Linked DNA regions of Mus musculus: region 1 is linked to region 2. Evidence: chromatin loops called from intact Hi-C (ENCODE). Cell type or tissue: gastrocnemius. All regions are shown on one strand. Links, peaks and the distances in the headings refer to the core of each region. The heading gives the core; the rest is flanking DNA.

Region 1 (15,367 bases), core at 2,403-10,402, 62 kb before region 2:
TTCAGGGCCAGCCCCTCATCCTTGTGGAACAAATTAGACAGATATGGGTATTCATGCTCTGGACAGGAGACCTAATCCAAGGACTGCAGTAAAGTCATTATATTGGAAAAAGTATACAAAAGGAATCTAGTAGCCTGGGATTCCTGATCCCAGGCCCCAGAGGAGGTTTAGATTGTGCCCTTGGCAGATAAGCAGCTGTACCAAGGAACCAAAGAAAGCTGGGGTAGTGCAGGGTGCAGATGAAGATAAAGAGGCACAATCCGCACTTCCATGGGCCTGGAAAGAGCGGAGCTATGCCCCATCACTCATCCGATGTTCGTTGTGCAGAGGCAGGAGAGAGACCCAGAGCCTGCCCATCTAAATATGTTTCAGTGCTGACATGGATGAGATAGGACTAAGGAAGGGGCAGGAACCAGGCATTCCCTTCGAGAGCTAAGGAGCTATGGGCTGTTAGCTGAACCATTGGCATGATAAGGAATAGCTAGGGAGAGGCCACAAGGTGGCACAGTAACTCTGCACTCAACCTTCCCCACCCCAGGACAGGGGTAAATAATGATGTCCTTGACCTGGAATTTTTCCAGAGACTTTGGGAAATGTGGTGACTTAACATTTTGATGAGGCTTGGAACAGAAGAACAAAGCAAAGTGTATGCCCATTGATGAAGCAACTGCTGGACTTAGCCCTGATTAGGCCGTCAGTTAAGTTTCAGTTCAACACGGGGATGAGGAAGGATCAGCCCAGATGCTCTCACTTGTCATGCAGTTTGTCTAGGGACCAAGACAGTAACTAGAGAACTACAGAAAGAAAAATAAAAACGTGAGAAGGCATGATTTATCACGTAGTCTATATAGTGCTCTGGAGACACTGGGTCAGACAAAGGTGAACATGGTCACCTTTAAAGGGCAGAGCTGCAAGTCAGCTTGCAAGACCTCAAAGAGAAAGAGCAGAGTCGGCCTGAGTCTTCCATGCTGAGGTGTTGGGTTGGGGGTGGTTTCAGAGTCCAAGCAGGACATGGACAGTGTAGCAGGCCTAGGCACAAACAAGGTCTGAGTGGACCATGATTTGGAAGGGGCAAGAAAGCAAATGGAAAGGCTCATGCTGGTGTGGGCAGCAGGGCTGAAGACAGACTCTACAGAATTGAGAATCAGACTCTAGCAGTGGAAGGGAAAGGGTGACAGCTCTCTTGGAAGGTTGAATGGCTTTCTCACACATGTCTGTAGGCTAGTGACTCTTAGAGTCCCAGGACCAACTGTTTCACAGACTTTGTTCAATTCAGCAATCCCAGGTAATGTCCGACCTGCTAAATCAGACACTGTGTGGGGCTGGTACCACAGAAGGCCTCCATCATGTCTGACACTGACTGGGGGAGGACTGTTGCCTGGGTTGGAGGATGGTACCTTTAGAGAGCCCTCTTATAAATGGCTCCAATAAATGCCAGAATGGGAATGTGGTGCCATCTCAATTCTTTCCCCGTTTCCTTGAAACACAGATTCCTCCAGTGGCTAGGATCTCGGTGAAAGCTCCAGCAGGGGCGGAGGTGGCAGCCAAGGGCTCAGAACATGGAGCTGTTCTGGGAAGAGGGTAAGTCTACTGCTTTCCTGCTGTGCTGCCTACGTGGCTCTCTGCCCATCCATCCATCATGAGCAGGAGAGGAACAGGTGGCCAATTCTTCACTCACTTATTATGCACACCAAAACCCATGGTGGCTGTAAATTACCTTGTAATGAGGCCTGAAATCCTCTGTTCAGCTATCTCACATCAACTGCTTGCCTGGGATTAAGCTGGAGTATTTTCATGGTTTCCACCTCATTAACACTGCTCTTGGGGCTTTGTTTAATTAGATGAATGTAATCAGGAGTCATATCCAGAACCTCTGTAGATGGTGTCAGGAATGCCTCATGAATTCTTTTAGGGACCCTCACCCACAGGTAAAAAAGTGTGTCAAATCGTTTTCAGGCCAGGTATGCAGCTCGGAGGTCCAGTACCTGGCTAGTTTGTGTGAGGTTCTGGCTTTCATCCCCAATGCTGCAAAACAAACAAACAATAAAGCACAGGTTTATTCAGTTTACACTTCCACAGTGTAGGAAATAAGGAAGGGAACTCATCAGGGCAAGAAGCTGGAGGCAAGAGCTGGTGCAGAGAGCACAGAGGGGTGCTGCTTAGTGGCTTGCTCAGTCTGCTTTCTTATAGAAACCAGGACCTTCAATCCAGGGATGACACCATCTCTATAGGCTGGGCCATCCCCCATCAATCGCTAATTGAGAAAATGCTCTACAGCTTGATCTTATGGAAGCTTATTCTCAGCTAAGGTTCCCCCCTTTCTGATGACTCTAGCTTAGTTCAAGCTGACATAAAACTCACCAGCATATAAAGCTTAACTCAAACTGCTGACATTTTTTGAGAAACATCTAATTCAGTGACTGGGAAGCGGCAAGCTCAGGACACAGGCTAAAAGAACATCTTAATCTATTTTCTTTTGTTAGTTACAAAATACCACCAAGTGGTAAATCATAAAGAAGAGAGGTTAATTTGGGTGTAATCCAGTGCCAATGAACTGTACCCAAAGATGGCTTCTCTGTAGACAGAGTCCAGAGGTCATGCAGGGCATTCACACACACAGAGACACTCTCATATATGAGAGATATATGCAAGCTGGCTTTTATGACAGACCCATTCTTGAGATAATCTACTAACCCAAGAATCAGTTAATCCTTTCATGAGGCAAAACCTTAATCTAAAAGGTTCTACCCTGGTCTTTCCTCTTTTTATTTTGGATGCTGGGACTGGAATCAAGGCTTGCATGTGTGAGGCAAATACTCTTCCACTGAGTTGTATCTGCAGCCCTTGTTTGATTTTTGATGCTTGATGTTTGGTTTTCTTATAGCATCATCCAAGCTAGCTTGGAATTTGAGATCTGCTGTTTTTGTCTCCTAAGGGCTGAGAATACAAGTGTGGTCCCTGATCTTTTCAGATCTCAATTGGAGATTAGGAATCAAGATGAGTTGTTGAAAAGCAGACACAATCAAAGTATATCTAATATTGACCAAAGGAAGTAAAACCCTGGGAGTTAAAGTGGGAACTTTCAGGATGGAGCCTCTGAATGTCAGAGGGGCGGTGGCTGTCGTGGACTGGTCAGGTAGACCAGAAAGACTATGCCATTCCTTGATAAAAGTTAAGCTTTCTAGGCTACAGTGCTGCATGGTTTCTCTAAGCCCAGCCACCCCTCCCCCACCTCACCTGCCTATCTCTATACTAGAGATCAAATCCAAGCCTTATACAAGTTGGGCAAGCACTCTACCGCTGATCTACCACCTCATAACTCAGTGATTTCTACTGGTTAGGCGAGCAAGACTCAAAACATAAGGAAAGGAGCCCAGATCCCATAAATCTCTGTGCTCATGGTCATCTCTTTGTACCCCATCTTAGATGAACCCCAGAGACATTCCTGTGGGTGTTGTGACCCTCCAGCTATGCAGGACATGGACATAGGATGGAGGAGGAGAGGAGAACACTGGCTGGCCACTCTCCTCAAAGTTACAACTTAAGTCTGGCTCAGTGCAGTAATTGCCTTTCCTGCTCCATCCCCACCCCACTCTGGTTTTCATTTAGATCCAGACACCTCAAGAAGATAGCAGAAGAGTACCCAGCCCTTCCCCAGGGAGCAGAAGCCTCCCTGCCATTAACAGGCAGTACTTCCTGTGGCGTCCCTGGCATCCTACGAAAAATGTGGACCAGGCACAAGAAGAAGTCTGAATATGTGGGAGCCACCAACAGCGCCTTTGAAGCCGACTAAACTCGACATTTCATGGGCACCTTGCATTGGTCAAGGTTCGGAGGAAGATAGAAGAGTTGAGGACTGGGACTGAGCCACCCTCCCCTCTGCTGGTTGCTGGTCCAAACACATCATCATTCCTTATACTCTGACATGGGGCATGGAAAGTAACATCCTCAGAAGGCAAGAAAGCTGTTCCTCAGAACTGCTAAAGCCATTGGTCTTAAAGTCGTATTGGTCAATTACAAAGGTTATATACCTACTTTTAGGCAAAGCTATACCAAAAGCAAACTTTCCTGGCCTGTTTAAAAGCCTCCAAGGAAAACAGAAGGCAGTTGATCTGTCTTCTTTGTGAGTTTTCCCAAAACGTATGGTTTCTGGTGTAAATGTAAAAGTTTGATTCTGAGGTACTCAGAACACAACAGTTCTTACTTTTCCCATCCCATGTCTGTTTTCCCTTGATGAAATACAAAATGCTTCATCTTTGCTTTGTTCTAATATCTACTTAACAGCAACCATTGCCAATCTGCTTTGCTAATCATGGGCATGACTGCATGAGCTCTCTCTCTTCTTTAGGTGCATTCTTGTCTATAGAAAAGCACTTAAAATCCCAATGTTAATTTTAATGTCTAATATTTTGTGATGTGGTGCAATTGACAAGCTTTGTATAGTGACTTTAATCCAGAGAGCATTCTCCCATCATTGTCTCTTCTCACCATTACAAACCCTCTGATAAGAAAGCACTGTGGTCCCCAACCTACAGATTGGGACACTAGAGCATCTGGATGGCAGTATGTGACTTAACAGCAGCTTGTGGGACTGTCACCAGGTCTGAGCATCTCTAAAATAACTGATTTAAGAAAGTCTTTAAATGGAGAGAAGAATCTGACAATGTTGGAACAAAGAAGTGATTCGAATGAAATACATCATTGTGTATTAGATAATTAAGACGGGTGCAGAGAACAGGGACCCCAACACGTAAAGAGGTTCAGACAGGAGGATCACATGTTTGGGACATGCCTGGACAGCCTAGCAATATCCTGTCTCAAAAACAAAACAAATCATGCATGGACACACACACAAACAGAGAGGGAGAGAGATTATGCATAGATGAAACCAGAAGAAATCGCCATTTTTGTAGGTTGAAACAGCTGAAAATCAATTTCCTGTGGCTCAAACTAATATTTACTATCATTTAAAAATGATCATGTAAGAAATAATGGTAATCAAAGCTATCATTTGTTAAATGCCTACCTGCCTTGTGCTGAGCACAGTGTTGAACACCACGCATGAATTAAGCTATTCTTTCTAACAACTAACTTGGGTGGATTTTCTCACTGTATATGTTGATACTAATTCAAAAAAGTTAAGTGATTAGATTGAAGTCGCCTAACTCTAGGTGTCTAACTTTAATGCCCATATTGTATCTTCTCCTTCACACAAAATAAGGAAAAGGGAAGGATGGAAATCAGCAAAACGTCTTCCTCTGCAATGGCCTGGGAAGAGGCTACCTGGAGCACAGCGTGGAGATGAGGTATCAGAGTGCAGAGACTGGTTAGTGGTATCTGCCTGTGAAGTGGTCGGTAACATAGACCTTATATATTTCTCATCTGTGGCTTAAATTCTGCCCCCCGGAAGTCTTGTTCCCTAATTAAGAGGTTTAAATTAATCCGACCTTCTTAATGAAAGCAGAAACTCCGTGGTAAACTCTACCCTAAGGTTATGTTGAGACTCCGCAGGTGTTGGCACAAGCACGAGTTTGAACTGTTTGGGTATCAGGCTTGCTTCTGCTGTTCTGTGGATTCTGCTTTCCTGTTCCTGATGCTCTGGATAAACTGAAACATGGCGGTAAGTCAAACCCAGACTTCCAGGCTCTTGCCTTGCTGATTGCTGCCCTCCCACCTCTGCTTTAGACCCTGAGCATCTGACCCTCATGTCCAAACATAGTCTGGACACTTGGGCATCAAGTGCTTTGTCCCAGTGAACCATCTAATGTCATATACAATATTAAGTTGGAATCCAGAACAAAGTTAGGGATAAAACATGTCACAGAGTCTCCAACGATTGAATTTATTTAACTTAAAATTGATGTCTTAAATGTGTGTGTGTGGCTCCTGGAGATTTATTTTATATGTAGACTGGGACTCATTTATTTATCTTTAATTTAAATATTTAATGGTGAAATGTTTGCCTTCTGTAGAACATTTCATTCAAATAAAAATAAAGGATGCCTTGTTAGTGACATTAATAAACCACTTGAAGATTGTGTCTGAGGCTCCCTCGATCAATGAGAGAAGGTTTGCACAATGGGAAAGATTTATGCATGTGGGCCTCACTGCTCCCTGAAATGAGAGGGAATCCAGCATGCTCTTTCTATCCTGAGGCAATGTCTAGGTCTGATATCACAGGCCCTGCCTCCAGACAGCACCAGGGCCTCTGCTGAAGGGACTGACTGAATGAGGTATAATCCCAGGGCTTCCCTCCCGCCTGCTGCTAAGGCGTTTCCGTAGCACCCATAAATTCCAGGGTCCCAGTGACCCTCCTCGGCCTGCTGGCTTCTCTGCCTTGAAAAGATCCAAACTTCCTCCTCTGTGCCCACCTCATGCCTCCTTGCTGGAGACTGCCCCCCCCCCATGACTCACCACGGCACAGCCACTCACAAAAGGATGCCAAGGCTGACTGCCGACGCCCATCTGGCAATAACCAAGATTGGAGTCTGCTTGAACCAGAGGCAGGGTTTCCAGGACATGTAGGGTAATAAAACTGCCTCTGTTAGGACAGAGGCCAGTCACATATTTCCGTTCTCACTCTGGAGATACCCTACCCCACCCAGCACCAAGGTTGCCTAGAGCTGGCAGATGGGCAGTGGGTAGGAAAAGCAAGGCAGCCAAGACCAGTTTTAAAAAGGAATCATGTGACAGGTCGTTTCTGACACAAAGTTGGCAGGGACAAAGGGATAGACAAGGAAGAATGCAGGCAAAGAAAGTTCTCTGGAGAATTAGAATTTGCACTCCATCTCTAATGTCACGGGAATGTCATCCTCTACCAGGAAGCCCAAGAAGTTCCCAACAAATGCATCCCTGTCTCTCTCAAAGGACAAGGAAAAAAACTGTTCTGAAAACTAGCCCACACACCTGGTCATTTGATTTTTACTTTGTCACATGGGACCGGGGACACAATTCGTTATCTACCAATATACCCTCTGTTGGGTAGGAGCAAAAAAATAGAGAAATGGCAACAGAGAAACCTAACACGCAGAATCATTATGGAGAGGGTAGCTAAGCTTGTTACAGGCTGCACACTCCTGGCCCTTGTTGGAGTCTGTAGAGGTATCCAAGCTGAGAGGCTCTTACAACTCTGTTTTCCCCACATCTCTCACACTTCTCAGGCCAAACACAAGCTCGCTTTCTGGGATACCACATCCTATACCTCACTCCTCCCATTTTCCTCAGTACTAGGATTTAATTCAAGGGTCCTCTGGCACTAGGCAAGCATTGCTGGGCCACAGATCCAGCCCTTCCCTATCCCATTTTTAAAGTCTATTTTGAATCACTAAGCTACCTGACTGACCTCAAACTCAAAGTTCTCTTTCACAGGGCTCCCAAATAGCTGGGGTCATGAGCCAGGGCCACTGTCTCAAGCTCTGGGCCAGAAGGCATTTGCCATAAGGCAATTTCCCCTACCAACAGGTGGCTGAGGCCTTGCTGAAAGGGCCTACATTTTCAAGTAGAGCAGGTGTCCCTGGAGTGCTGAGCAAATGCTGACCCATATTTGGAGGCCTACCCACAAAGAAACAAAGTAAGCGTTCTATTCAACCACCTGATCTCCAGGGCTTGATTCACAGAGAGCCACACCTCATCATCCTGTGTCCTGTGTGACACTCCATTGAGCTAAGCCTTCCACCAGCCAGGAAACAGAGAGATTGGCAAAGGGTTGGGGGAACATGAGGGGTTCAGCAGCAGCTCTCACTAAATAGGACGCAGCTATTTGTAACATATTAGATTCTATAGGTAATGCTCCAAGAGCACACATGTTCCCCAGATGCCAACCTTTAGATAAAGACAAGAGGCAGCACAAACTATGCAAATTGTTTCTTGGTACCACCCAGGACTAGCTCAAACCAAATCTAATCAGTGAGAGCAAGCTTGTTTCTCTCTGTTGTCCCCTCAGCTCAGCAACTTTCCATAAACACACACACACACTTTTCAGTTCCCTTCCTTGTTTTCCCCACACCTCTCACCCTTTGACCTCAGTAGGGCCTCAGACCCCAATACTCTGACCAGCCAGGACTGTCATCTCCTCCACCCAAAGTCTTGGGTATCCCGTGCTCTGCACTTCAAACGTGACAACGAGAACTTGAGTGGCTGTAGAACCTCATGCAGATTTCTGAGTTCACTTTCTTCATTGGTTGAAAAAGAAAATATCCTACCTGCCTCCTTGTCCCAGAAATGATTAAACAAAATTACCTGGGCCAATATGCAGCTGATTTGTATTAGTGTGGCTACTCAAGTGAGACTATTGGAGCACTTCCACAGTAGCTAAAAATGCCTGGGACTACCCTGAGCCTCCCTCCATGTTGTCCCTGGTTACTGAGCCCCTCCCTTAGGGTTCTCACCAACTTCTCTGTGGATAATAGTCTTGGGCAATACCCTACAGGCTTGAAGGATGGAAGGCTCCATTAGTATTATGACCAGTATTCATCCTTGCCAGCCATTTGCCCAGGTTCTGCCAGTTCTTAAAAGCTGGACTGTCCTAGAGACAATGCATTAGAATGTACCTGTCTTATAGGCTAAAGTATAGGCCACACAAGCATGAAATGGATCGGAGCAAGAAGGGGTTGCCCTTTACGTTGTTGTGGGTCATATAAACCTTAGGGATTGGAGAGATGAATCTGAGACTCAATTTGAGACTAGAAAGTAAGATTTTAAATTCTTTGCACTCCCACAGCCTAACACCCTTCTGAAGCAAATGTCCTCTATAAAGAAGACAGGAAACTGTTAGCAGGGTCCCCTGCCATTCAGCCCAAGAGCTGTGAACCCCTGACAGTGTAGAAACTGCTGCCAAGTGAGAAGCCGGGTGCCAGACCCCACCTCACAGTGGTGAGCCTCCTTGCTGCCTGAGTTTCTTTGAACCTCTATTTTGCATTCAAATTAAATTACCTACCCGATCTACCTCACCGGCTGATGAAAACTCAACAGAGCCCAAGCCTAACCGGGCTTTGCAAATTGTGAATTGCATTAACATATGGTGTGATAATCCGCCCCATTCAGAAGAAGCAGGGACGGGTGGCGAGCAGTGAGTGATTCAGCCAGCCAGGCAGGAACTGAAAATAGAATCATTTCCTGAGCCAGGGTCCAGGGTTCTCTCTCAGAAGAAGGTGGGCAGGGGAAGGGCTCCAGGGCGGCTGAACACAAGGCTCTCCATTTCCCACTGTAGCATTTGGGCTGATCCTGCAGCCCCAGGTGGTCACCCAGTGTGCCAGGTCAGTCCGGGCCAGTGACCCTTGCTTGGCTCAGAAGCAAGATGTGGGTGGTGACGACTCTTTTGAATTCAAAAGAGTCTACTTGCTGCCAACTGCTGCCTTTGGCCTCCTGCCTGCATTCCCTACCAGCAAAATTAGTCCTCAACTGAAACCTACAAAGTGCATTGGCTTAGGAGACCACAGGCTTTTGTCTGTCTGCTCCAACTCGGAGGAAGAAGGCCCAGCCCTGCTCATTTAGCCTCACTAGACTTCAAACCAGACCCTAGGACTAAAGTGCTCCTGAGGAGTCAGGTCTGATGGGAAGCTTGCTTGGTAAGGTATAACCAGGCAGAGATTTGGTACTTCATAAATAAGCCCTCTGCACCACATTCTTGTTATTCATGCAGGCCAAGTAAAGCAAGACAATAACTCAAGAAACAGTGACCTCACCAGGAAAGCAGGCTATGTAGTCTCACACACAAGCCTCACGGCCATAAATCCAGGAGACTATTCCATGAAAATTCTCTGTCCTTGCAGAGGAGCAGGGACAGTGTGGAGGCAGGGAGGAGAGAGCCCTCTTATCTACAGAGATCTCCCTTTATGCCTCAGAAATGAAAGGACACTTCTCTCTCTCTCTCTCTCTCTCTCTCTCACACACACACACACACACACACACACCCACACACACAGGTGGACCTGTACCCTTGTCACTTTGTAGACATACCAGAAGGAATTCAAAGCTGCTTGTCATCTTCGTCCTCTTCGTTCTCTAGGGCCTGTCCAGGCTCTTGCCAGCAGACTGCTCTGCAGCTGGATGCTATTGTAAACTATGCTTCCGCATCTGTGTCATGCTCTTCCTTAGGAGAGGGCTAAAGATGGAGCTCAGGGGAAGTAGGAAGAGGAAAGATGCTTCCTGTTCTGGCTACTTACTCTCTGCTCTCCCAGCCCAAGGAGGAGTGTAAAAGGCTCTATTCCTAGCCTCTGAATCCTCAGGTTAAAGCTACAGATCTTCTGGGATTCCTCTCTGGGTTCAGTGGACTGTTGCATGTGAAGACAGATAGACAGTTAACAGGCACTGGTGTATGTAGTTTACATGTGGTGGGCTCTGAGCTAAGTGCTTAAAGTACCTCAGCTCATGTGATCCTCCATCCAAGATGGACTTTTATCTTCCCTATAGATGATTAAAAGGTCAGAAAGGCCTTCATGTTCCTGATGAGAGCCGAAATTTCCTTTTAGAAAGAAAACGTTGCTTGTGCCTCCAAAAGGCTGGAAGCCAAGGAAGGAGGCCAAAAAGGGCCCTCAGCCAGCCCATTACTCAGCAGGTAAGCAAGCTAGTTGTGAAAGACAGTGGCTCAGTTGTCATCCCAGTGTCCAGGGCAACAGTACAAACAGTGTACATAACACAGGTCAATGCCCCAGCCTTTCTGACTTAAAAAAAAAAAAATCCCCTGCGGCATGTGGTGAGAGGGGGCAGGGTACAGGGAAAGCAGGTAGGCTTCCTGATGACATGAGAACATACCTCCACCTGGGGATACTTCCAGCCTCTTTGTTGTGCTTTGGCGGTGCTTGTGCAGAAAATAAAACCACTGGCCCAGTTCCCACTTCAGTTATTCTTTGAGTGTGGAGGTGGTCTCCAGAAGGAAGGGGCTCCTCCACCAAGAAACCTGTATTTGTGACAAAGGTTTCAGAAACATGCCATCCCCCCCCCCCACTTCACAATTTAATGCTACACTTTGCAATGCAGATCCTGCCTTCTCTCAAAGAAGACAAAAAGCAAAAGTCATCTAAAAGTAATAGAATTTAGCAGAGTGAGAAGAAATGATCAGGACACAGATCCTAGAAGAAATAAATGGAGAAAGAGATGTGGAAGTTTGAGACAGCAGAAAGAAAACAATGGAAAAAAGAGGAGAATTTAAAGAAGCTCACAGTGAGGGCTATGGGGACAATTCAGCATTGGGGAAAACATGCTGCTCTTGCAGAAGACCCAAGATCTCAGCACCCATATTTTGGGGATTCCACACCCTTTTCCGACTTCATAGGCACTAGGCATGTACTTGGTACACATATATGCACTCAGGCAAAACACATACACATGGCACAAGAATAAATACATATTTATTTATTTTAAAAACGCAGCTCAAGAGTGGGTAAGCAAGATCATGTTGATGTTGAAATCAAAATCAACTCACTTTTCAACCTCCAAGACTGGACACCAGGTGGGCAGAGACAAAGCATGCTTTTATGTGCCATAGTTCATGAAAGGTACCAACATACGAAAATTAGAAAACTATGTGACCTGTGTGGGTATTTATATGTAGTTACAAGAAAAGAAAAAAAAATGACTGAGAGAGGAAGGAAATATTTGATCTGTGTATTGAAAAGTAAGTCCAGTTTTGCCAAGAAAAGAAAGAGCAAGAACCAAAGGACGTCGTCCCAAAGTCAATTAGAAATGTCCTAAGAACCAGCAAGTATCTCTAGCCTCTGCTTTCCCACAGTTTTTACTGACCCATTAACTGCCAGCCAGGCAGTTTGAGCAGTTGATGTCACACAGCCCAAAACATTGGTCACATCAATCAAGGAGCTGGTGCACCAAGTCACCAATGGCCAACACCAGCAAAAACGGCTGCAGCAACTGACTACCCATGGCCAGAAATCAGTTGACCCACCTGTCTAATAGCACTTGGCCTTATCAGCCAATACCCTCATGTTGTTCCTGACCAGGGGCATGACAGGGTCTCCCAGCTGCACTCAGATGGAACCAGAGGTGAAGAGAGAACTCCAGCCACCACACTGGTGTCACACCCTGCTCAACAGGATAGGCAGCTGAAAGCAGAGCCCACCAAGTACATCTATGGTTACCTCAAGAACAGCAATAAGAATTCCTTCTTTGCAAAAATCTAGGGCAAATGTTAATCCAAACAGGATACCAGAGAACATAAGCAGCACAGTCAGGGATGGCCCAAAGCATTCCATACACTCTAATAACTGAAAGCAATTTTAGCATCTCCATTATATTATAAAGAAAGCCAAGATTTAGGAAAGTAGTGACTAATAATAATTGAGTTTGGCAACAAGAGAACTTAACTCACACTCACTGATTCAAAATTACACATCCTTTTCTTTATAAGCATAAATTAATAACTTATTTCACAAAGGAGACATGCTTGAGAAAGAAAACGTTCAAAGAAGACTGAACTGCTGGGTGATTTGCAATCTGCTACTCACAGATCAACTAAGCCTCAGCATGGCAGAACCTCTCCTGGCAACTACCCAGTCAACAACTATCCTGAGAAACAGCAATACAATTCAAAACTGCTAAGTAATAAAGAATGGTCACACACACACACACACACACACACACACACACACATACCTTCTGTCCCCTCTCCTTTCTAAGCTTCTGGTCCCTAGCAATCCTGGGTTCTCTATCTCCTTGACCTTCCCTTTCCTAGCTCCCAGCTCCTTTCCCGACCTCATAATATAACTAAATTGTCACTCAAAAATAGGAATTCAGTCCTTCCTGTAGGTGTACCCACTTGATAGGGCTGGAGGCAAGGCTTAGTTAATAGAGTTCTTTCCTGGCATGCACAAAGCCCTGGTTTCAATTCACAGTACTGCATAAAGCCAGGCATGATGGCATATGCCTGTAATCCCAGCACACAGGCAGATACACACTCATGCGCACTCACACATGCACAGAGACAGAGACAGGCAGAGACAGAGAGAGACAGAGAGAGATAGAGACAGAGAGACAGAAACAGAGAAGAGAGAGAGAACTTCCCCGTGGTAGAGAAGAAAGGGAAGAGAGTTCAGACAAGAGCCAACAATAAGGCCAGTCAGTTTTCAGTCCTCTGTCTAACTCTGTCACCTTCACTTGTCTCATGTGTGAGATGTCCAGCCATCTCAGCTCAACTCCACTCTTGCCATACATTGCCTTGGTTTTCTTTACTTTATTTCCCTTCTGCCCTGATTCCTTCCTTTTGCTTTTCAGTGTCCTGAGGAACATAGGCTGTCTTGCTTTGTAGGGTTCTGTACCTCAGCCTCCTGAGATGATTATTCTATGGCATATGCTTGCATAGCTTTACTCTCTTCAGTGTTTTAACCAAAATCCCTCACCCTTCCCCAACATTTCTGCTACTGTGTTTCACTCTCCTGTTTATACAGTCCTCGTCTACTTTCTATCATCCCAATAATAATCAACAGTCTTTGTGTGCCTTTCCTTTGTTGTCTTTTCCTTTCCACTCATAGCTACAATAACTAATATATCATTAGCATACACAGGGCCGTCAGCATCCCTTTGCTCCCTAGTATAATGATGTTTGAGGGATGGTTGTTGTGTAGTTAACTATTACTCCATTGTAACTCTTATTGCAGAGGAGGGATAGGGATAGAGTGTAGGACCCTGAATACCAGTTTAACAAGAAATAACACCTCAACCTGACCTCAACTTATCAATCCCAAACATTCCAAACATGAAACTTTAAACCAATGACCTAACTCCTCATATACAAGTTTCAGTATAAGTTGCATTAATAATAACAACAATAACAACAACAATAATAATAATAATATTAAAGATAACAGGTATCCTCCAAAAATTACCAATCCCATAATAATGGTCTCCCCAGGTTCAAGAAATTCCAAAGGATTCAAAACAATGATGACAAAATTGTCCAAATAAGTGAAAGAAAAATAAATAAACAATGATTTCCCAGGGAATGTGGACAAGCCATTGAAGGGAATGAGGAAGTCAATGCAGGATGTGAAAATGTATTCAATACAGAGAAATACAGAAGAAAAGGTGAAGCGCGATGTCATTGGGAATGAAGACAGCAAAATTCCTTTTGGGAAGTAACTCCAGTGCCGTGAACACCACATCCTCCTCTGACTGAGGTTGCAGCTCTTTTCTTGGCCCCTGCCCTACCTGGAGTCCTGAACCAACTTGCTTCAAGTTTCAGCCCTAGTCTGTCCCCAGACCTCACCCATAGCTCCTCCCTGTGAATTTCAATAGTGTTTTAAAACTATATCCACAATCCAAAATTCAGTGTGTGTGTGTGTGTGTGTGTGTGTGTGTGTGTGTGTGTGTATGTGTGTGTGTGTATGTGTGTGTGGTGTGTGTGTGTGTGGTATGTGTGTGTGTGTGGTATGTGTGGTGTATGTGTGTGTGTGTGTGTGTGTGTGTGTGTGTGTGGTGTGTGTGTGTGTGTGTGTGTATGGTGTGTGTGTGTGTGTGTGTGTGTGATGTGTGTGTGTGGTGTGTGTGTGGTGTATGTGTGTGTGTGTGTGTGTGTGTGTGTGTGTGTGTGGTGTGAGTGTGTGTGCGGGGTATGTGTGTGTGTGTGTGTGGTGTATGTGTATGTGTGGTGTGTGTGTGTGTGTGGTGTGTGTGTGTATGTGTGTGTAGTATGTGTGTGTGGTGTGTGTGTGTGTGTGTGTGTGTGTGTGTGTGTGTGTGGTGTGTGTGGTGTGTGTGTGTATGTGTGTGTGTATGTGTGTGTGTGTGTGTGTGTGTGTATTCCCAAGTTCATCCAGAATTCAGCTTTATATCTCCCTGAGCTCTCACCTACATATTTATGGATGTGCCTTTGATCCCTTCCTCATCATAGTCAATATTCTTCAAGTAAAGAGGTATGCTCATTCATTCATGCATTCATTCAACAAATATTTGCTGAATACCTAATATATACAAATGCTTTCACAAGGCAAAGATACTGACTTTGTGGCACTTAGGTTTTGAGTGGAGTGGAGGGAATGAGTGCAATATAAAGGTCCACAAACTAGCAATAAGTATGCTGTATGTAGTCAATTACAAAATGTGAAGCATCCCACATCATGTGACTAGAACTATCAAACTAGACAGTAGACGTCTGGTGTCTTCAGTTCCTGGATTTCACTTAACTTACTCTGAAAAACAAAATGTCAGAAACAAATCAAGGTGCAGTGTTGCAGTTATTTTCCCAGATGCACAGAAACCAGTTGAATACACGTTCCCCATATCACATGCAGACCGTGGAAATGAGGTTTGTGGGCTGCACTGGTAAATGTATACAAGCAGCTCCCAGGAGCTGAGGTTTGTGTTAAAGAGTGCAAGGAAACCAACTGTCCAGCAGACCAAAGAGCAATTACAAAAGGAA
Region 2 (15,367 bases), core at 3,073-11,072:
ACTAAATCCAAATGTTACTAATCTATACCACATTTCCTCTGGAATCTAAAAGGGTACTTGTAAATATTTTCAAATTTGTAAAAGAAAACTGGGAAAATTTAAATGGGGGGGGGCATTATTTCAGGTATGGTAGTGCACTTGTCATTCCTTCACTCTGGAAACAGAAAGAAAGGAGGGTTTCAAGTTTAAAGCTATCCTTGGGCTACATGGTAGCACCCTATCTCAACAAAGCAAAAAAAAAAAAAAAAAAAGACAAAAAACAGTGGTAATGATATAATTCAGGTAGTAATTTGTCTAGTATGCAGAAGCCCAGGCGAGTCTCCAGCATCACCTAAAACCATGCAGCATGATGGCATACAGCTGTAATCCCTACAGTAGGAAGGTGCAAACAGGAGGACCACAGAGGACTATAAGAGTATCTGGGCTACATATCAACTACAAGGCCAGCCAGGGCTACATAATACTTTTACAAATGAATAGCAGGGGGGATCCTAAAAACATATTGCATTAACTATGTTTCAAAAATGTACCTCTGCAATATTTTAGATAAATGTATTATAAAGTGTTTTATACAATTCAGGAACTGTTTGAATGATTTAAGCTATAAAAGTGAACAAATTGCCACACTAGTGCTGCTAGTCACCTCATACTTTTATGGCTTTTATTTTTCAAATCCATTTATACATTTTCCTTTAGATAAATAATACTTACAGTAAAAACAAAAATTAAAAAGACAAAACACAAAAAAAAAACTCAGCAATGTTCTTTATCCTAGTTTAATAGATAAGGAAATGAGTACTATTCAACATCTAAAACTATGTCAAATGCTTTGTTTTGTTTTGTTTTTAGTGGAGGGAGGGCACAGCATCTTCCTGCCTCATCTTCCCAAGTGCTGGGATCACAGGTCTGTACATATCACCAGGATTCCTGTTTTTCATTTGTTAGACTTTTATTGTTTTTGCTTCTTATTCTGTACCCCTGACTGGCCTGATACTTGCTATGTAGCTCTGCTTGTTTTGAACTGTGGCAATCCTCCTGCCTCAGCTCAAAAACTGGGATTATAGGTAAGCAACACATGGTTACTATCTTCCTTTGTGGTTCTGTTACAAATTAGCCTTACCTGAATAAAGGCAGATGTCTGAACATGTTCAACACAATTGCCATCAGGCGACACATACTGATACCCAGGGATCTGAAACAAGAAGTAAAGTATTGCTAGAGGTTATACGTTTTTTTAAGAATCTGATGTCAAGAAAGGTTGTGATAAAATGTCCATTAAAAGTGGAACACTGGGAAGGATGGCACATGCCTTTAATGCTTAAGAGGTAGAGGCAGACAGAACTCTGTAAAATCTCAAGGCTAGATGTTGAGCTCCTGTATCAGAAAAACAAAACAAAACAAAAAACCAACAACAAAACAAAAACCTGGAGACTGAATATTGTCTAGCAACTTTGAAAACTCATAACTACAATAGTTTTTTATTTAATAATTGTATCATCTGTCCTTAGAATCTACTGATAAAACCCTAAGTGTAGGAAATAACCTACATTTAGATTTGTATTTTTGTCTTTTGATTTTATGAGACAGGGTTTTGTCTTGAAGCCCAAGCAAGCTGGAGCTAACTATATAGCTGAGACTGGTCTCAAAGTCCTGGTCCTCCTGCCCTCACCTCCCCAGTGCTGAAATTACAGGTATATATCACCACACTTGGCTTCCAGTCCTGGTTCTATCAGCCAATTGTCTGTTACCAACATCATCTACCATATGTTTTAAAAAGTCAGCTTTTGAGGGCTCCCCTAATGCCTACAGAAGATAATAAATTGTGTTCATACTCTTATCACCACCTACTATCAATCTCTAAGAAAAAAAGAAAAGAGGGCTTTTTCTGTTACTCAAGTAGAAACCAATCAGAGTCAGGCATGTAGTCCTAACAGACACTCTGACAGCACACTAAGTATCACTGCCTCATTCCTAAAACATTGGTAATAAAAATTGTAAAGTTTATTTTAATTTAGGGGCACTAATAAAATGTATGAGATGTTTGTAAAAAAAAATCTGGCAATCAAATACAAATAAGTATAATCTGTCTACTTTCTATATTGGCCTAAATCATCATCTAATGCAAAAATCATTCTATCTGAGCTCTAACCTAGAGGTTAGCTGTGACAATACTCAATTAGGATCAGTTATTGCTCAACTTGGAAGCTCCAATAGATTAGGAACTTATTTTTCTCAAAGTTTTCAATGAAAATTTGCCACAGTATTTCAAACCAACATATTTTTTCTTCACACTTCTTAAGAAAAACTAAATTATCCATTTTTGTTTTTGTTTTTGTTTTTAGAGACAGGGTTTCTCTGTGTAGCCCTGGCTGTCCTAGAACTCTCTCTGTAGACCAGGCTGGCCTCGAACTCAGAAATCCGCCTGCCTCTGCCTCCCAAGTGCTGGGATTAAAGGCATGCGCCAAAGTTGCCAGGCTAGAATTATCTTCTTAATAGTTTAAAATTTAAATTATATAAAGTTTTCAAAATTGTTAAATGGGAAACAATTCTTAATATTTTAAACACTACCCTTATCCTCTTCAACACACTGTGGTTGAGATTGTCAAACACTCCCTTGGCAACAAGTAATTTTTAAAATTATCTTTCTGTAAGTCAAAAAAACTTTAAATGGTAATTTTTCTAAGACAGAAGCAAAACCTTGCTGTTTACACTATTGAAATCTAAAACTTTAAAGAAAATGTTTTAAAAACAAAACATTAAAATCCTTAAGGTCAAATGACAGCAGTTAACTACACTGCTGTAGTCCCATGTTTTCCTATTTATAAATTAAGATGTGACTACTTTGTTTCTTTTAAAAGTAAGTCTAAAAGAACTTAGTAATGTTCATAAAAAGTAGAATGAAATGAAACCTGAGGCTTAGGAAGCAGACTTTAACACTGTGCCCAAGTCTATCTTTTGTGAGATACTACTTGGTCCTAACAGCCTTTTACATTTTATGTAAAAAGAACTAAGAACTGTCTACTATAAATACATATACAGACAGGGGAAAGCAAGTCTTATGAAGATCACTAAACATATTTCTTACAGGTGGGTAAATGTGTGTTGTAGGGGACAAGACAGAGAGCTCCCTGAATTTGAATTTGGGTAACCTCTAATGAGTCTGTCTAAATGAAGGCTAAATCACTCAGGCAAAGAGCAGTGTAACAAGATCAAAGATCAGCTATTTACTGTTTCCCAAAGGACTGTTTCCATGATCGTTTTACTACTTCTCCTTTAGACTGCTCTGTACACACCTGTGAGATAGGCAATACTACATTACACAGAACAATGTTGGAGGAGAAATGACATAGATGTTAAAGCACATCTTTATGTCCATAAATGAAATGAATTAAAGAGTACTATTATATGCACGCACTATATTTCTCAATGTGGAAATCACATATAGAAGGAAACTTTCAAGTGAAATTTGTACTAAAATATTTGTCAAAATTATGGCTTACTTTTTCAGATTAGAAATTTAAGTCTATCCATGTCACTCCCCAAAACAAAATTTACTTGTCCTAAAAAAAAAAAAAAAAAAAGCCCAACCCAATCCAATAGTTCCCATATAGCAACTAAAGAACTTGTTTTTAAATAATAAAGATATTAAAAATATGTGCCTGAACAGGAATGTAAAACTGATTCTGGGTTTGCAAATGGTCCATAGTCGCACAAGGTTTGTGTTGAAGTTTTGATGAAGACCGCTCTGATTTTATTCCATCTTGTAAATAGCCCTCCTGTTCCACTTTTCTTCGCATGGTAGAATTCCAATGATTTTTGATAGAATTATCAGTCCTAAGAAATGAAAGTATATAATTTTAAAAGGGGAAAGGAATTCTACAAATTTTAGCACAAACTTGAACAAATATATAAGACTTTTTTTTTTTTTTTTGGTTTTTCGAGACAGGGTTTCTCTGTCTAGCCCTAGCTGTCCTGGAACTCACTTTGTAGACCAGGCTGGCCTCGAACTCAGAAATCCGCCTGCCTCTGCCTCCCAAGTGCTGGGATTAAAGGCGTGGGCCACCACAGCCCGGCTTATAAGACATATTTTTACAACTGGTAAAATTGAGTATTTAGTCCCTTGTGTCACCGAGGTTAAATTCTCACTGAAAGCATAGTAACACAGAAGAAAGACAAAAACAAAGAAATAAAAAACAAGATTATCATTGCAGTGGGGTTAAGTCTGGATAGGTGGACCAGAAAGATCTCTAGCCACGAGACCTCAAAGAGGAGATGAGCTGCCAGTACAAGAACAGGAAAAAAGGCAGGCGTAGGATCATCTGCCTGAAGGTAACAGATGAGGGAATTCAAGGCTAGCCTGGACAACATAGTAAGAGCCTGTCTCAAAAACAAAAAATAAAAGAAAGAGCCTCTGGATAAAAGGCATACCAAGTACAAAGGCCTTGCAACAGGAAATGGGAAAAAAAACCCAAACTGCCAAAAAACAAAAACAAAAAACAAAAAACAAAAAACAAAAAAAAAAAATCATGCTTGTTTAGTTGTCTATAATGAATGAGGCCCTGGGGTCAATCCTCAATTCCATTAAGAAGAGACAGGAAGAAAAAGAAAAGTACAAGTTACAGATTTCAAATATTCTTAACTATTTCTCAGAATATTATATTTTTAAACAATGAGTTCATCAGCTCCCTTTTTGCCCAAGGTTCTTTTTATAAAGATGAACCTAAAGCTATTTGTAGTATAAATTTCATTCTGCATAAAATATACACTTACTAGAAACCCACTCTGTTAAAGCACTAAGTGAGGTTCTACACAGAGTAAAAAGGTGCATAAAATACTGAATATATCAGAAGTTCACAGCCCAGGGATAGTAACTTGGACAAAAGAAAATATAATACTGCATCTTAATTTCCTATGAAACAAAGCATTAATGTTTCCTTTACATATTTCTAAAGTATACAAAGATTAAGGAATGCATATAAAAGCATATTAGTTACTATAAGTACTACATAGAGACTATAGCTATGAAGCATGAGGATATGTATTCTGAGTTAAGATATGAAATTGCCTAAGATAAGATCTGCAGTCCTAGTGGCTGTCAGAAGGTGTCTGAACAGTACAGTGGAGAATGCACTTAGTCACTGCTTCAGAGGAGAATACTACACTTCAGCTACATGGGCTTTCATATTCTACTCCCACAGCTTAAGAGCTAAGTTTCCGTAACATGCATTCACAAGAATTTACTTCAATCAAAGTACTTGTAGTCCCCTGGCCTTGTGCACAGTATGTGAAAGAGATCTCTAATTTAGATATCACTCCACCAGCTGTACAAGTTCTGCCTTACCAGCAATAACACATAAACATGACTTGTGGAGTAGATGAAATGTTTGCAAAGCTTAAAGGTTTTACCATTTTATTGTACAAATTATATTCTTTACCACAAAATTACAAATGTACCCAAATGGTTGCTCATAGCATGCAGACTAAACTTGAATTGTGAATAATAGAAAGGAAATACTTGAAAATATATTCAATAGTAAGGTAGTCAAGGTCATGTTGAAGCACAGAAACTTATTTATGTAAGCACCTTCCAGGAAGTAACTTAGCAATCTCGGCCCAACGGTTTCCCAGGCGCTTGTGTGCTTCATATATGATCCTGTCTTCTTCTTCTGTCCAGGAAGACTTCTTCACTTCAGGGTTCAGGTGATTGTGCCATCTTTCTCTGCACTGCTTGCCTATTCTTCCTTTTAAATGTTTTGCAATTAAAGACCACCTTTTTGGCCCATATTTCTGAACTAATTCAATAACCTAAGAAGCAAAATCAAAGATTGAAAAACTATTACTATGAAAGAATTTTAAAATGTAACTCAAACAAGTCAAGGTTGGGGTCATTACGGAACATTTTGGTTTTTCTTTTATTCCCAATACAAGGTCCTAGGTTTGATCTGAAGCACCTCAACAACAACAACAAAAAGAGAAAAAAAACTCCAAATTAAGAATTCTACTTAAGGCGTGGTGGCCAGCCTGGTCTACAGAGTGAGTTCCAGGACAGCCAAGGCTACACAGAGAAACCCTGTCTCAAAAGACCAAAAAAAGAAAACATGGATTAAATTTCAGCTATAACTATAATTCACAGAAGGTAATGTTAATAATAGCTATCCTTCAGCACTCAACGAGTTCAAAAATCAATACCCAAAATGCATCAAAAAGTTCAAGGGGCTAATTACTCATAGATAATTATTCTGAAGTAATTTGAAGTAACTGAAGTAACATTTGTACATTTGTCCTATATTTTGTTTGCTTTTAGTTTAACTAAAATTTAAAGAACAGTTCATCTCCTTGGCCCACCTACTTCGCTGCTACTCTGACCCAGTCAAGTATCACATGAATCACAAAGAATTATGCTCACTCTGTATTGGTAGATTAATTAAGTTTAACATCTATCACAATTTTCTTGAAATGTGTCTACTTGTCATATTTTTAAAAAATAAGACTTAAAGGTTAAATGTACAGCTTTGATTATTTGATTACAGCTTTTTGGTTTTTCTTTTTTGCCCAGTACTAGGTATGTTTAACAAGTGTTCTACCATGAATTATATTCCCAGCCCTTTTCTTCATTTCGATTTTTAAACAGGGTCTCACTAAGTTACCCAGGTAGGCCTTAAACTTGCCATGAATGTCCTATCTAGACCTACTGAGTAGCTAGAATTATAGACAATGTACTAGATCCAGCCATTAAATATCTTTTTAACAGAGCTCACATTGTATTTTACTTAATCATTTTTATTATTATTATTTGCATGTTTATGATTTGTAAGTATGAGTGTTAGACAAATACAAACCACAGTGACTATGTAGAAGACAGAAGACAACTGTCCTCTTCACTAGCCCCAGATCACATTTTCAAAACTTATCATCGCCCATTAAGAAAAGTCAGATCAGTCCTGAGCCACATGAAGTAACTTTTGTTTGTTTGCTCTTATGGGTATAAGGATGTCCTAATTCCACAGGCACCTTAGCAACAGGAAAGCTAAGGGTAAGAATTAAAGAGCAATTCCTAGTAGAGAGCAGATGCTTCTATTCTTCAACAACTTTTATTGCACAAATAATTGGTTTTTATTACAACCCCTCTGGAAACATGATGTCCTGATACTTGTCTAATCATGAGATTCATTACGGTCAAGAGGAAAAATTAAGAGTGATTTCCTAATATATCAAGTTATTAAATATGAAAATAAAATTAAAATTTATTTTTAATGTTAATTAAATTTTGATAGGAAACTATGCCTGACATGTTGCTAAGCCAAACTTTAAAGTATTTTTCCTTTTGTAAATGAAGCTCTCAAAAAGGACAGTACTTATTATAAATTGTCTCACTTATCCTTGCCCTAGGAGAGAAAAAGCTACATTTCAAGGCATTCAACATTCAATTCTTATGCTTATAGCCTCCAAAGAACAGAACCAACAAACTTAAAGTGTGCACTGGGGAAAATGGTTCAGTTACTGAAGTGCTTTCCTTGCAAGCATGAAAACCTGAATTCCATACCCAGAAACAACATTTTTAAAAGCCAGGCATAATGGCATATACATGCAATCCCAGCAATGGGGCAGATCCATAATGCTCACAGGCCCACCAACCTACTCCTACTTGGCAACCTTAAGACCAATGAGAGCCCCCATGTCATAAAAATAAATCCCGAATGATACTGTCTTAAGAAACACCACCAGTCCTCCAGCCTCCTCACATATGTTTGCAATACATGTATGTCCACCTCCAACCTTAGCATACACACACACACACACACACATATCATACTTTGTGTTAAACCATGTTAATAAGAAAATTAATCTAATCCATCAGTACAGTGAACATAAAGAATATGAACAAGGAGCAAGGAATGGCTCCATGGCACTTGGCATTAAACCTGATGACCAAGTTTGATCTCTAAGACCCACACAGTGGGTGGAAGGAGAGAACTAGTTCCCACAAATTATCCTTTGACCTCTACATGTGAGCTGTGGCATAAGGATAAACACACATACATGTCCCCAAACATATATACACAAATAAATAATAAATTTTTTCAAAAGAATATGAATATATTACCCTCTGATCTTCTTCCTTAGTCCAAGGACCCTTTATCAATTCTGGATTTAAAACCTTCTGCCATCGATGTTGGCACTGAAAATCAGAACGATTCTGAAAAAATTTGGACAATTTTATTGTTGACTATATATCTCCAGGAAGTAAATTAGCCCAAATTTAAGTATACCCATATGAACAAATATTAGTCAAAAAAATATTCAATATCAAACTATTATATGCAATGCTTATTTTACATGCCTAAAATCCCAATTCTGCTCTTTCAATTAATCATAGGTTTAGGCTACAAATTAAAAACAACATATTTGAAATTAAGACATGTACCTCTATACTATCCTTATAATACAGCAAGCAGCAAGACATAGTCCATAAAAAATTAATCCAGAATTGAGAAATAAATGACAGGATTAAACTATATGAAGCAGATATAAGATTTTAAGCATAGCAGCTCAATTTAGTACAAGCATCTTAAAGGCATCACTAGTCTCTATGTGGTAGTGAAAGTATATTTATAAATTATACCTTTCAAATTACCAATAAAACATGAAACACTTTCATAGAAGATATACATTATACTTCAATTAAGTAGATTAAAAATTGACACTTTAAAAAATGAACTGGGGGCCAGGCGTAGTGGCGCATGCCTTTAATCCTAGCACTTGGGAGGCAGAGGCAGGAGAATTTCTGAGTTCGAGGCCAGCCTGGTCTACAGAGTGAATTCCAGGACAGCCAGGGATACACAGAGAAACCCTGTCTCGAAAAACCAAAAAAAAAAAAAAAAATTAACTGGGGGTGAGGGGAGGGGGTTGGAGAGATGGCTCAGTGGTTAAGAGCACTGACTGTTCTTCCAGAGGTCCTGAGTTCAATTCCCATCAACCACATGGTGGCTCACAACCATCTGTAATGGGATCTAAAGCCCTCTTCTGGTGTATCTGAAGACAGCTACAGTGTACTTATATAAATAAAATAAATTTTAACCTCTAGTTTAAATCTAGTATACATAACTTCTAATTGTTTGCTTTTTTTAAAGATTTATTTATTTATTATATGTAAGTACACTGTAGCTGTCTTCAGACACCCCAGAAGAGGGCATCAGATCTCATTATGGATGGTTGTGAGCCACCATGTGGATGCTGGGATTTGAACTCAGGATCTTTAGAAGAGCAGTCAGTGCTCTTAACTGCTGAGCCATCTCTCCAGCCCTTGAGTTTGCTTTTACTGACTAAATGCTAAATGTCAGGAACTGTGCCAACCTTGTTTATATTTGTAATTCTCACAATACTATAGAAGCAAGTAGCGGAAGGCCAAAGAAGTATTTTCTCTAAATTAACAGAGCTGACATTTGAATATAATTTGCACTAACTCTATAATTTGTTTTCTCCCATTATTTCATTCTCAGTTTTCATGTTACACTGAGAGATTCTATGATTATATGAAAACAAATAAACAAACAAAAACCCAAAGGTAACCTTGTTTCTGAAACCAAAAAGAATCAACACTGAAATTTAAAATTTAGGTAATTTATCTAACAACTCACAATGCTCTTAAGAAACAAATGAGTACATGCAGAAGTACTTCATATTGCATATAAAATTATATGCCAATAATATGCGAATATTGGTATGATGAACAAGTATACTGTAAAATAATAAAAATGTAAATAGCTAGGTATGATACTTTACAACTTTAACCCTATCACTCAGGAGAAAGAGGTAAGCAGATATCTATGAGTTTGAGGCCAGCCTGATTTACATAATGACTTCCAGGCTACCCAGTAAGTAAGTAAGTACTATGTAAGACTTCATCTCAAAAAAAAAAATCAATAAAAATACCCAAAAACATATGCATTAGATAAGAAACCTAACAATTTTTTCTTGATTTTATTTGTTAGCTGTCAAAATGTTTTAATAGTAAAGTTCTTCAAAATAATTTCACATATATCACAGTTGAGGACATAGATCAATAGTAAAGTGCTTGGCTGAGTTTACAAGGCCCTAGGTTCAATTACCAACATACAAAAATCAAAATAAAATAAAACCACTTGTCACAAATATTTTTGAAGTTCTACCAAAAGTTAATGCCATTTTGTTTTATAGTAAAAGTTCTTTTAGGCCCCTGGAAAAATGCTTTACAAGTTAAGCAGCCATTATCCAAAATTTTTGAGACTAAAATTGTTTCAGATTTCAGTTTGGAGATCTGGAAATATGTACATATGCATAAAATAATATGTCCTGGGGATGGAACAGAAGTCTATAGATGAAACTCATCTATGTTTCATATCTACCTTATACACATAATCTAATAATAGTAACATTTCAGGCATACCTGGCATTTTTACTGTGATGTATTACATTAAGTCAAGTGTAAAACTGTGGCTCTAAATCAGTACTCAAAAAGTTGTAGATTTTGAAGCACTTTAGAAATTTCCAATTTTTGGATTTCAGGTACTCAGCCTGAATTGGAAAATTACTTTCTAAACCATTAACAAACAACTACAAACATACCAGAAAATAATTTAACCAGATGTTTTAAGGATGAAAACCAAACTATACAGACACATTTCTGAAAAATAGAATATATAAACTAATGGTTTAAATAAAGAAATGTTGTAACAGAAATACAACTTGACATTTCACGTACTTGAAGATGACTAGCAATTAGAGTCCAATCATCAGTTCCGTGTTGTTCAACCAACTTCTTTAACTTGTCATCCTATTGAGAGGAATAAAAATTAGAAATATTTCCTCCACCCCTGGTATGTAGATGATATTCTCATACTCTTTTTTTTTTTAAAGATTTATTTATTGATTATATGTAAGTACACTGTAGCTGTCTTCAGATACTCCAGAAGAGGGAGTCAGATCTCGTTATGGATGGTTGTGAGCCACCATGTGGTTGCTGGGATTTGAACTCTGGACCTTCGGAAGAGCAGTCGGGTGCTCTTACCCACTGAGCCATCTCACCAGCCCTATTCTCATACTCTTGAGTCATACTTGGTACTTGTTTTGAGAAGAACTAAAGTCACTATTGTACAAATTCCTCTATTACACTGTTTCAGTCAATCCCAAAATCAAACAATTGTTCATATCATTGATTTTTTAAAAAGAATGCACAACTAAGCTGATAATTTTCTCACATTGTTTTCATAATTCCTTTCGTGACTATAATACTGATAACTATGAGACTAGTCAAGCTTCCCAGGCAACTACCTCATCTCTTGTCCATTTTACTCTGTTCCAGAGTTTTTTCAGTCCTTTTTGTTGAGGTACTTCATAATCATGATCAGCATATTGAAGGTCATCATCCTCGTCCTCACTACAAAAGAATGCAATATGTAAGCTAAAGTATGCCATTTAAATTATTTAAAGCACTGAGTCTGTATATGCAGACATGACTAAAGAAGCTACTCAGAATAAACAATACAATCTCAATATTAATCAGAGTATACAAAATTAAGTCCTAAAGGGGATGACGGGAACATTAGGTGGTACTGGAATATATTGTGAAATGAAAGCAAAAAGAGACTATTTGGGAAAGGAAGGGCACCTAGGAAAAATGATGAGTAAAGGCAATTGGGGGAAGGCAAATCAGCAAGCTATAGGTTCAGTGAGAAACACTGTCTCCAAAAATAAGTTGGATTACAAGCTCAGAGCCTGAATTGTATGGGGTAAAAGGGGGGTGGGGTGAGAAAGAAGGAAGGAGGGAAGGAAGGGAAGGAGGGAGGGACATTTTAAAGAATGAAGCCTCCATGATAATGAATTAGATGATACTAAGTAGCCAGAGTAATGACCATCTGAAAACAACACTGGCAAGAATGACTGCTAAAGTTCACTATTCAACCACCTTAATATATAGAGCACATTTTAAAACTGAAGAAAGCATACTAAGAAACTGGAAGTTACCAAAGATTAACCTAAGTGTATTCTAAAATGAGAACAAGGTTCAAGTTGTAACTGTATAACCCTAAACAGACTAACTTCGCACAACTATAAGATGAATATATTACCTACCTTTAAGAAAAAGTGATTCAGCATTTTGTAAATAGATGGTCTAATATAATAGAATTCAAAATTATTTTTGCCTTACTAAATATAGTTCCTAAAAATTCATTCTGATATCAAATATCAAGTCTGAAGATTTGGCCATTCTTAATGCAATATACGAATGACTTTTAATATCTAAATGCAATATACAAATTCAATCTCACAAAAATCAAGCTCTAGATTTTATACACACATACATACATACACCCTATGTAGGAACCCCTAATTTCCTCTGACTTATCAAATCCATTTGACTAAACACATACACAGCTATAAAAAATTTTAAGGGAAAAGGATTAGTCTTCATGTGTAACTTTGCCAAAGTTCCACTTTCATATTTAACAATGAAATTATTCTACCTCTTAACAGTAGTAGTTAGAAACTACCAAGACAGATGTAATCATTTTTCAATGTCTTACAGCATTTGAAGGCATTTTTGTATTGCAGAAATCAGTGCTAGTAATATGTAATGATTTAATAAATTTGAACTTTCTACTTTTATAGTGAAATAAATAATTTCTTTTTTTTAAGATTTATTTTATTTTTTTATATGTAAGTACACTGTAGCTGTCATCAGACACCAGAAGAGGGAATCAGGTCTTGTTACAGATGGTTGTGAGCCACCATGTGGTGGCTGGGATTTGAACTCAGGACCTCTGGAAGAGCAGTTAGTGCTCTTAACCGCTGAGCCATCTCTCCAGCCCCGAAATAAATAATATCTACTCTAACATAATTAATCTAGAGAACAGCAGAAGTAATAAAATGTTACTCTAATTAAAAACTAAAAGCTCACCAATCTAGTGCTTGGTTTCCTCAGTCACTGTTACTGTTCTTATTTAGAGTCAAGAAAAATATTATTTTTTAAAAGTTGATGTTGCTGGCTTAGTTGTTGTTTTCTTTTTAGTTTTGTTTGGTTTTAAAACAATATACTACTATTTCAAGGTAGCCTTAACTTCACTATGTAACCTAGGCTGCACTGAACTAATGAACTCCCTTCCTGTCTTTAAGAGCTAGTATTACAGATGTATATATACCACCACACTTTACCAGGAAAATGTTAATTCTATAAATTTTTAATACATAAGCAAATTATTTTCAATGAAAACTGTTCTATGAGTAAATAAAGAGGATTATGAAACAACAAAAAAATATCTTAACATGTTGGGGTATTATAAGCTAATAGGATACGATAGTCATGATTTTACTTATATATCAATACACAAATTAAACTTGGTTTTTAAGATAAAACTTTTGGGGGAAATACAGACTAACAGACAACCTAATAAAGATGAATTAAACAAAGAAAAATATTGTTTACTGAAAAAGTAACCTCTAGTCTGAAATTTGAGAAATTAGAAATTTCTAGTAAAATTCCCTCAACTTGATCACATTTTTAATCCAAATTTCCTCAAGTCTCAAATATTTATCATAAAAAAAAACAAAAAACAAAAAAAACAGGCGGGTAAGATGGCTCAGCAGGTCTGCTCTTTCAAAGTACCTGAATTCAAATCTCAGCAACCACATGGTGGCCCACAACCATCAGTAATGAGATCTGATGCCCTCTCCTGGTGTGTCTGAAGACAGCAACAGTGTACTTATTTATAATAATAAATAAATCTTTGGGCCAGAGGGAGCAGGGACTGAGCGAGTGGGGTTGACCAGAGCTGGGCTGACTGGAGCAAGCAGAGATCCTAAAATTCAATTCCCAACAACCACATGAAGGCTCATAACCATTTGTACAGCTACAGTGTACTCATATACATAAAATAAATAAATAACTCTTTAAAAAAAAATAGAAGGTTGGGCTGGAGAGATGGCTCAGTGGTTAAGAGCACTGACTGAGACTGAAGGAAAGGCCACCCAGAGACTGTCCCACCTGGGGATTCATGCCAGATATAGTCACCAAACACCGACACTATTGTGGATGCTAAGAAATGCTTGCTGAAAGGAGCCTGATATAGCTGTCTCCTGAGAGGCCCTGCCAGGGCCTTACACATATAGAGTTGCAGTCAACCATTGCACTGAGTGCAGGTTCCCCAATGATGGAGGTAGAGAAAGGACTGAGGGAGCTGGAGGAGTCTGCAACCCCATAGGAAGAACAACAATATCAACCAACCAGACCCCTCCAGAGTTTCCAAGGACTAAGTCACCAACCAAGAAGTACACATAGCTCCAGCTGCATATATAGCAAAGGGTGACCTTGTCCATGCATCAATGGGAGAAGAAGTCCTTGGTCCTATGAAGGCTTGATAGATGCCCCAGTGTAGGGGAATCAAGGATGGGGAGGCAGGAGTGGTTGGGTAAATAGGTGGAGGAACACCCTCATAGAAGCAGGGGGAGGGGAGATGTGATAGGGAGTTTCTGGGAGGGGGTAACCAGGTAAGGGGTTGAACATTTGAAATGTAAATAAATTAAAAATAAATAAATTAATTAAAAAAAGAGTACTGACTGTCCTTCCAGAGGTCCTGAGTTCAATTCTCAGCAACCACATAGTGGCTCACAAACATCTGCAATGGGTTCTAATACCCTCTTCTGGTGTGTCTAAAGACAGTGACAGTGTACTCATATACATAAAATAAAAAAATCTTTAAGAAAAAAATAATACAAGGCTGGTCATAGTGGCTTATATCTGTAATTCCAATACATGGGAGACTGATTCTAGAGGATTTTTCACAAATTCAAGTCCAGCCCAGGCTACATAGTGAGACAGTGAATTTAAGACTATCCAGTACTAGTGAGTGAGCGCCTGTCTCAAAAAAAAAAAAAAGTCTTTAATTTCAGGTCAATTTAAGGTCAGGGCAACTGTATATTTAATTATTTTCAGTTCAACTGCACTCAATTTATGTTCATTTATCAAATTGATTTAACAAAGTGAAATCAGGCCACCCAGCGGTTAATATGCTGTACTGCATATAGCAAATATTGGCTTCCACCTCTAGACTGCAAACTAGCATTATCAGAGAAAGACAAAGTTTGACTTCAGATAATCAGAACCATTAATATTACAAACACTGAAATAAATACTTTTTTAAAAAAACTATATAATTATCCATAAACAAAAACAATGGATAATATTTCTAATTCTTTTAGAGAATGTTATTTTTAAACAGAACAGGATGGTCACAAAAGTCCTCAAAGATTTGGATTAAAACTATAAGCTACCTTACAGACTAAAAAGTCCAAGTCCCATATATAAACGAAAAGAAACTGAAATAGATTTTAC

What was found. A loop is a pair of places that touch in the nucleus more often than their neighbours do. Peaks named below come from ENCODE experiments on the same cell type or tissue, not always from the same donor. Only the 100,000 strongest peaks of a DNase experiment are listed, where the experiment ranks them.
Region 1: it touches region 2 in a loop (7-fold over the local background); 14 of 42 quality-filtered maps call a loop at or near these places.

The regions. Positions count from the first base shown.
Region 1 is chr1:9,621,104-9,636,470 of GRCm38, forward strand. Vxn (vexin) reads left to right here. Exons shown (of 6, transcript NM_178399.4): 5 at 1,490-1,581; 6 at 3,610-6,039. The coding sequence ends at 3,793. It overlaps 2610203C22Rik (RIKEN cDNA 2610203C22 gene), which reads right to left and starts at 9,989. Exons shown (of 5, transcript NR_015470.1): 1 at 9,958-9,989. In gastrocnemius, for the core only: no CTCF peak of the experiment used is centred there; DNase peaks (open chromatin) are centred at 6,539, 7,535, 7,949, 8,884 and 1 more place; H3K4me3 peaks cover 2,113 bases; H3K27ac peaks cover 4,430 bases.
Region 2 is chr1:9,681,977-9,697,343 of GRCm38, forward strand. Mybl1 (myeloblastosis oncogene-like 1) reads right to left here. Exons shown (of 15, transcript NM_001290397.1): 2 at 11,311-11,416; 3 at 10,742-10,813; 4 at 8,105-8,197; 5 at 5,585-5,805; 6 at 3,660-3,834; 7 at 1,121-1,192. Among named protein-coding and RNA genes, the nearest start is that of Mybl1, 11 kb to the right of the region's middle. In gastrocnemius, for the core only: no CTCF peak of the experiment used is centred there; no DNase peak of the experiment used is centred there.